Regions from separate parts of the Homo sapiens genome. Here region 1 is linked to region 2. A link is an interaction called in ENCODE POLR2A ChIA-PET data of the cell type or tissue named here. Cell type or tissue: B cell. All regions are shown on one strand. Each heading gives the region's core, and the rest is flanking DNA. Links, peaks and the distances in the headings are about the cores only.

Region 1 (4,399 bases), core at 179-4,178, 190 kb before region 2:
TTAGCAACCATCTTGGTCCAGGAGATGACTTAAAGATAGAAGCTTTGTACTGGGAATAATGGAGGAGAAAGATGAGAAGAAGCAGAGTCCCTGAGAGATCAAGGAGCTGCCTACCTATTTTATGTGAGCAAAAGGTAAACATCTTTTTTATTATTATTTAAGTTTTCTATTACATCTGCATCTAAGCATAACTAATATGGTCCCCAACCCCCGATCCAATCAGATGATAAGCATCAAGCCAAATGAAGGAATCAATGTAATTATGGCATAGTTGCTGGGATACCCTCTTGTTGCCTTCCAACTGGATTGCAAGCCCTTAAGGGAAGGGATTAAGGCTATTTACAGAGGTGTCACCAACCTTTATCATAGCACTTGGCACAATGTATATATTTAATAAATGTTTAATGTTAGTGCTGATGGCAATAGAGGAATCTCGTCTCTTGCACTTATTCAATGATCATAGTTGCATCTTGATGAGCATCGTAAGATTTCATAAGTGCTCAGCTCTTTAGTTTTCTTACAGTAAAATTGGAATGATACTTCACCTATCTTGAAAAGATTAGAGATAATATATGTGTAACCTGAATGTAAGTACCAGGTTTCTCATTCATTGGGTTTAGGTAGAAGCAGTTAATAACAACCTAGAGTTTCTATATGGAGCTTGCTGGACCTCTGGCCTTACTTGCAAAATTCCTCCCATTCCCATATGGTTTCCTGGGTGTCCTTCATGAGATGCCTTACAAGTATCCACAGGCCAGTCTGTCGGCTGGCACCACCCTGACAAAAACCACATTATCTCCTTCCAGGGAGGTTTCCCCTGAGTCCGTGAGCTGAGCCTGAGATAGACATACTGCCTCCTTCTACATCTTGCTCCAGGGACCACTGTTTACTCCGTATGCATTCGTAGAATGCTGAGATGCTGCCCAAGACCGAGTGTGGCCTCAGTAAATTTTAGCTGTATGTTTTCTTTCCTGGGTGACAGGATGCAGAAACATTGGTGAGGCCTTCTCTGGACATAGAAGTTTCAGCCTAAGTTATTCACCCCCAGCCATTTCCTTTTCTCTTCCACCTTGAAAGTACTGGAAGCAAAGATAATTTCTGCAGGGATGAAGGAGTTCTACTCAGGGACCTGGAAGATGAGTATGAAATATCTTACTAAGAATCTCCATGCAACAAATTTGCAGATTTAAAAAAGAAGAAAACATGGTGGATTAGAGACTGACAGAACCAGTCTCACCTAAAGTAGTTATCCGTTGATGAATGAACCCCTCGCCTTTAAGTCCACCTTTCGAAACAGTTCCTGTTTCCCCCTTAGAAGTGAGTGACAGTGACACTTGAGTCAGGAGGCTGGATGTGATGGTCTGTGGCCTCAGGCGGGATTCCCATCAGGAAGCCTGATGTTGAGACCTCTCAGTGTAAATGTTCCCTGTCTTCTCTGCCTTTTCTTTCTCTGCCAGCAGGAGCCTGAAGCTCAGGGCTCAGCCAGGTGGCAGCATAAAGCAATAAACCCACAGAGAGTGGTGCTGTCCTGTGGCTGCTCCGTTCCCTCCACACACACTCCTCTTTGCCCATTTTTATCAGAGCAGGCCCAGGCCACATCCCCTCCTCTAGTCTTGACCTTTCGGAAAGCCTTGGCTCCAAATCACCAAAGAAAGCAAAGATAAGCCACTGGAAGGGAAGGAGCTGAGGACTTGTTGAAGGCAGAAATTCTGTGGTACATCATACAGAGCAGAGTAGAGAGGACTGGTTTAAAAGGTCCTGGGGATTTATCTGACCATCGCCTTCACCTCCACCCCCACCTTTAAGGAACACAGCCAAGCTCCCATTTTATTCAGCAAAGTACTTGGATTTGCAATTTCTCAGAGCCACAGTGACCAGTGCTGGCTGTACCCTCACTACATTTTCAGAAGAAAGGAAGGGAGGGGTTTGCAGAGAAGGCTGCTGACAAAATGCCTTGATTCTTACAGCAGCTGCTCCAGGATTTTCTTGGCCATGCCTACAACCCTGGCAGGGAGCTGAGTATTTCTACTCCTAGTTGGCACAGACAGGCTGATGCATTACCAATGGATTCTGGGGCCATGTTGTCTTGCAGTTATGTGCAATTCCAAAGGATAATATCTTCACCACTTGACTAGTGTTCCTCATTCTCAAAAACCCTGGTAATTCCAACAAAGAACATTGAGTCTGTCACCGTTACTTGAGTAATTGTAACTGCACAGATCTCTGTGTCATTTTGGAGTACTAAACTAATATCTCTAGTACAGCAGGCCTTGTAAGAAGGAAAGAAAATAGAACAGGTGAGATCCACTGATGATTGTTTGTCAGCAGATCCGCTCTGAGGAGGCTCCACGCCTCAGGGAGAAGTCCCGCTTCTAGCTCACAATGTAGAGTTAATGAATAAACTGAATTCCTATGAACAGCCACTTTTCTTTACTTCTCCAGCTATTAAGTGAGGACTAACATCATGGGACAGTTCACATCGGCTGCAGCCTGAGGGCTAAGCTTAGCTGGCTCAATCCTGGGACAGCAAGAAGATAGCATTTCTACCTTGCCTAGTTTGTACAGCAGACACAAACACTTTCTTAAGCTTTCATTACTCATTAAGGATCAAAGCATCGGGAACAGCCTCTGAGATCTCTCCAATTTATTGTCCTTGGGGACCTCTTGAACAAGTCTCCTGACTGTGCTAGGAATTCCCTTCCCACAGATGCACTCTGGCAGTGACTCTATTTGTAAAGTAAGTGGCCCTGTAGGGGCAGACACTGTCTTATCCTCCTCCCCCGCTACTGCAACCTAAGGCCTCATTAATGGGGCAGGCTCTAAGATTACCCATTCCAACTTTTCAGCATCTTTTTCCTAATTTCTTGTTTCTGTGATGGGTGCAAAGATTTGTACCACACTTAGGGCTCTCAGAGGCTGAGTCCCATGGGAAGTAGCTTTGTCAAGCTGGCTTCAGAGGAAGGGGTTGGCCTGTCGATTTGTTTAACACAAACACTTCGGGAAGACAATGGTGGGAACTGATACTCTCCTGTGAATATTTCTTTTGGTGGCAATTGGTTTGTGGGAGGAAAATTTGAAAATATTTAAAAATCAAGTCAAGTAGATTACTTAGCAAAAACTGTCCCAAACTATAATATCTCACCAATAAAATACAGATTTTATATTTCTAGCCAGTAGTTCATTTTATTGTCCTTTTAAAAATTATTTTTTATTTTTAAAAATTCTTTGTTAATAAAATAAATTTCTTACAGAGATGGAGTCTCACCACTTTGCCTAGGCTAGTCTCAAAATCCTGGGCTCAAGCAATCCTCCCACCTTTGCCTCCCAGAGTGCTAGGATTAAGGCATGAACCACCACACTTGGCCTCATTTTATTGTTAAAATATGATGTCTTTCTATTTTGTGACAGAGTCTGAATGGGGTGCTTTCTTTGGAGTTTCTCAATTCTCTGTTGAGAGAGATTTATAGAATAGCATTCAGCTGAATTCAATCAACTGACTTGAACGTAATACTTATATGTCAAGCATGTATCCTAATTTATTTTATTTTCACAGTCAACAAAATGAATTACAATTTAGGAATTTAAAATATGTATTTCTTGTTATATATTACAGTTTGGGACAGTTTTTGGTTAGTAATCTTTTCAACCAGGAATTCATATACTTAAGAAATATTTGAAAGAGGTATTGTTATTATTTTTATTTTACAGATGTGGCAACTGAGACAGAGAGAAGAGCCCAGCCAGGTAGGCACAGGCTCAGCTAGAATCTTAGATGATAGTGGTTGTTGCTACTAAGATGACGGGAAGAATGAGTAATGGGTGAAATCAGATATTTCTGCCACTCTTCTTCTAACTCATCCAATAAATTTTTATTGAATTTCTGCTTTGAGCAGGATAGCATAATTGTTAAAGAGAGGGTCTCTGAAGAAATCCGGGCTCTGAATTGGGCAAGTTGTTTAACTTCTCTGAGCTTCTGTTGCTGTGTCTATAAAATATGAAGCATAATGGTGCCTGCTTCATAGAATTGTTGGGAGACCGAAATGAATTATAAGAGCATTTAGGACTGTGTCTGTCACATAGTAAGTGTTCATTAAATGTTAGCTATTATTGTATGCACATATCATATGGGTGATTTTATGCAAGCCCCAGGGCCCAGCCACTGGCATTGCATAGGAAAGGCAAGGTCCCATGCCAGGGCCTTAGTTGAACTCCCAAACAGTACAGTGCAAGACAGACGGGAGGGGAATTCAGAAGGCATTTCTGAGAGATGCAATTCAAGAAGTTACTATATAGGACTGGGGATGTACATTTTGGCTCATTATTATGGGGCAGAACTGCATGGAGGGTCCCAGATGCACTAAACAAAAGTTCACTGGGAGTAGTCCTGTTAGCCAGAGCC
Region 2 (4,399 bases), core at 166-4,165:
AGCAGAGGTCGTGGGAATAAGAATTCTAGAGACAAAATTGGTAGGATTGGTAAGGCAGGTAAAAGTTGACACATTTGTTCATTCATATTCCCTTTCCTCAGGTTTATTATTAACCACATACTCATGTCAGGCATGGGGGTATAGAGATGAACAACTAAGACTTGGTTTCTGCCTTCTAATGGCTGTTCAGTCTGTAGGGAAGACACATGCAAACAAGTGATTGCAAACCACTGCAGTGAGGTGCATGATAACTGTGATAAGTGGCAGTGGAAGGGACATAGTGAGAGCTTGTGTTTGGGTGGATTGGGTAGAGCTTCACAGCAGAGTGTTTACTTGAGCTGACCACTAAATGGATGGGGGTTCTGCAGATACCCAAGGTAGGAAAGGACATTCCAGGCAGGAAAGAGGATGCTGTGGTCAGGAAGTTGTAAATAATTTGGTGTGGCCAAAGCACAAATGTGTAGAATTGTGTCAGAAAGTGAAACTAGAGTCAGATCTGGGAAGGTTTAATTGCAAGGTTGAATAATTTGGCTTTAATTTTGTAGAAGCAGTTGGGGACCACAGAAGAGTATTCAGGCAGGGAAAATAGTATCATGGCTTTTTGGATACTAGTGTTGTGACGGAAGGTAGGACAGAAAAAAGACGGGAAAACCTTCTGCGTTTGCTAAAAGAGTAGGTGCAACAAATAACTGAGAGAGGTGGTGGGAATGGAAGAAAGGGGAGGCCACATTCTGGAGGTGGAATCGAGGGGAACTTGGTGCCTAGGTATGGAAAATGAGGCAGGGAGTGAGAAAGAGAAACGGGAGGATCCTCTGGTTCTAATTATGTGATACTGGGAATATAGGCGTGCCTTGAGGAAGCGGATCATTTAGAGGGGAATAAAGACCTAGTTTTTGAACACAAGTGTGAGGCAGATATACTGTAACAACTGGGAGAAAAATAAAGTTAGATCTATTCTCATACTGCATACTAACCAGAATAAAGTGATAATAAAAAAAATTTTATTATACAAATGAACTATACAAATGAAGAAAATAGAGGCAAATCTTTATCTCATTATGAAGAAGAAGATAAGAGTGGTGGAAGAACTCTCAAAGGGAAAAGTGAGTGTATTCAATTACATGAAAATTGACAGCATCTTTATGCTGGTAGACAACTAAAAGGCAAACAGGAGGCTTGGGAGAGGTGATTATAATAATGTGATAAAGGGTTGCTGTCTTAATATGTTGAGTTCAAATCAATTGATAAGAAAAACAGTACAATTCAATAAGAAAAAACTGGGGCTAAGGTTATAAACAGACACTTCACAAGATAACTAAGGATAATAATCATATGTTTAATTTAGCTGGACTAAAAAAGATGCAAATTAAAAGAACAATGAAATATTTTCAACTATAAAATTTATAAATATTAAAAGAAAATTGACTAGGCTTAGAACAATTTTGAAAAAGTTAGTATATTTATACATTGCTAGTAGGAGTCCAAATTTTGTTCACCATTTTGGAGGGCAGTTTTATAATGTAAATCAGAAGTCTTCCTTTCACTTTGGTCCAACAGTTTGACTTTTTTGGGGTTTGTATAAAGGAAGTAATTGGACAGCTGTTACAAAAGAGTGATAGGATGAGAACAAGAACAAGAATGGTATAATTTCAGCCAGCAGACTGGGCGTGGTGGCTCACACCTGTAATCCCAGCACTTTGGGAGGCAGAGGCAGGCAGATCGCTTGAGGTCAGGAGTTTGAAACCAGCCTGACCAACAAGGTGAAACCTTGTCCCTACTTAAAAAAAAAAAAAAAAAGAACACACACACACACACACACAAAAACCAGGCGTGGTGGTGGGCGCCTGTAATCCCAGCTACACAGGAGGCTGAGGCAGGAGAATCGCTTGAACCCAGGAGGCGGAGGTTGCAGTGAGCCAGGATTGCACCATTGCACTCCAGCCTGAGCAACAAGAGTGAAACTTCATCTCAAAAAAAAAAAAAAAAAAAAAGTTTCAGCCAGCAAAGAGTTTCAAGGAGAGAGACGTTAGTGATATTGAAGAGAGATAAAGTAGTATGAGGGTCTGAGACTGGCATTAGGTTTAGCAGTTAGACATTCATAACCACAGTGAAACTAGTCTCTGTGGCTGATGGAGGTAGAAGCCCTTTTAGGTAAGGAGTTGACAACTGCAGCATGGTATTTTTCAAAACTATTGGAGATGAAATGGAGGTGAGGGAAAGGGTAACCATTGTAGAAGAATGATTTGTTTTTATTTTTAAAGTTGATAAGACATGAATGTTTTTGTACGTGATGGGGAGAAAGAGATTGGAAGAAGATGAGATAAATGACAAAGGCTTCCAAAGGGATGAACCCAGGTGGAGGAGAAACTAGCTTTTAGAAAGGAGAGGGAGAGATATGGCAAAAGAAGAAAGGATGTAGACAGATGCAAATCATAAACCTGTAAACATGGGGGTGAAAAATGTTTTGTTAATGGGGTGGAATGCTATCACCTCTGATTGTTTCACTTCCTACCAAGATACAAATTTCCCCTTTTCATTTAGCATATTTTCTCAAAAGAATTGTCTATGCTCTTAACTCCTTCCTTCCAATTCTCACTTGAACTCATTCCAGGAGGCTTCTGCTGTCTCCACCAAAACTCTATCAAGGTCACCAATGAATTCATGCTGCTAAATCCAGTGCTTAATTCTCAGTCCTAATCTTATTTTACTTGCTTACAGGATTTGACACAGTTGATTATTTCTTCTTCCTCGGAACACTTTTCTTTATCTGCTTTCTCTGTACAATTCTCTCTTAATTTTCGTCCAATCACAGTGGACACTCCTCCTCTGCCTGGTCCTCTTCGTCCCCCAGAAAGGTGCCAAGGTGGAGTCCTGAATCAGCCCTTCTCTTTGCTGCTTACACTCATCTACACTTTTAGTGATCTTTTCCAATCTGATGGCTTTCCATACCATCTTTACACCAGTGTTTCCTAATTTATATCATCTTCCCATTCCTTGTCTTTGAACTGGACTTGTGTGTGCAACTGTCTATTCAGTGTCTCTTCTTAGAAATCTAACAGGCAGTCCAAATTTTACATATTCCAGCTTGAGCATACCCATTAAACCTGCTCTCTTACAGACTTGTGCATCTCAGTTATGCTAACCCCATCTTTCCAGTTGCTCAGATCAAAAATCTTGGTGTCATCCTTGACTTTCCCCCCTCCCATCAGCCCATGAACACATTTTATTAATCAGCAAACTGTATTGGTTCTACCTTCAGAATATATCTAAAATTGAGTAATTTCTCTCTATCTCAACTATGTTCATCATGTTCAATCTACCATCATCTGTGGCTCAGAATATTTCAGTAGGCTTTTAATTGCTTCTGCCTTTGAGCCCTTCAGATTATTTTCAACATAGCAGCCAATGATCTGTTAAAATCTGACTCAGAGTAAAAACCAAAGTTTTTTAGGCCCTACAAGATTTAGTTAGCCCAGTAACCATTCTGATGTCTTCTCTGAACTTTCCTCATTTTATCTATGCTGGCCTCCTTACTGTTCATTGAACACACCAGGGACATTCTCGCCTCAAGGCCATTGTACTTATTGTTTCATTTGCCTGTAACAGACATTTTTACACCAGATACCTGCATGGCTTTCTAGTTACTTCTTTTTGGTTTTAAATTCAAATGCCACCTTCTCAGTGAGTTCTTCCTTGATCATGCTGTTTAAAATAGCTGTCCTCCCAGTACTGTGACTTCCCTGCCTTGCTTTCCTTTGCTCTGTAAAACTTTTCAGCGTCTAAAATACTGCATTTCATTTCTTCTTATATGTTGTCTATCCTCCACCCTCTCCCCCTGTTAACTTCACAAGGGCAGGGATTTTTGTCTGTTCAGTGCTCAACTCCTAACCCTGGAACAGTAGTGTCTGGCACATAGGAGATTCTCAATAAATCCTAGATGGATGGACGAACAGACAGGAAAAAGAATGGGAGGTCAGATTTGAGGTTAGGGAAAAGAATAATTAGTTTGCTTTTCAATATAGTTGGTTTGTGAAAGTTCACTCCCTAGTGGAGATGTCAGAAAGGCAGGTAATAGCAACTTAACATGTGAAACCTGGGATTTTGTTTGAATCCGTTTTGGAAACACAGGAAACTAATATAATTGGAGGTGCATTGTTGATCATCCTAGGGGCTTCATATAGTACAGCCTCTTTATAGTTCTGGCTTTACAGTGCAAATATTTTATTAATATTTGAATCATGTAACATTATGCATTTGTATTTTGCAGGGATATTTGATATATATGAATCTGTAATGAATTACAATGTATTTTCTTTCTTTTAAGTTTTCTCAGTGTTAGAACTGTAACTTAAGTAAATTAGAAGACATTGTGTCAGCACATGGGAATCATTCTGTGTAA

Evidence for each region. ChIA-PET counts read pairs that join two places held together with the same protein. Peaks named below come from ENCODE experiments on the same cell type or tissue, not always from the same donor. Only the 100,000 strongest peaks of a DNase experiment are listed, where the experiment ranks them.
Region 1: POLR2A ChIA-PET joins it to region 2 with 8 read pairs; 2 of 35 experiments call an interaction of 5 or more read pairs at or near these places.

The regions. Positions count from the first base shown.
Region 1 is chr13:27,780,390-27,784,788 of GRCh38, reverse strand. No RefSeq gene overlaps it. Among named protein-coding and RNA genes, the nearest start is that of GSX1, 9.9 kb to the left of the region's middle. In B cell, for the core only: no CTCF peak of the experiment used is centred there; no DNase peak of the experiment used is centred there; H3K27me3 peaks cover 1,312 bases.
Region 2 is chr13:27,591,156-27,595,554 of GRCh38, reverse strand. All of the region lies in intron 1 of LNX2 (ligand of numb-protein X 2), which reads left to right. Among named protein-coding and RNA genes, the nearest start is that of LNX2, 27 kb to the left of the region's middle. In B cell, for the core only: no CTCF peak of the experiment used is centred there; DNase peaks (open chromatin) are centred at 254 and 2,524.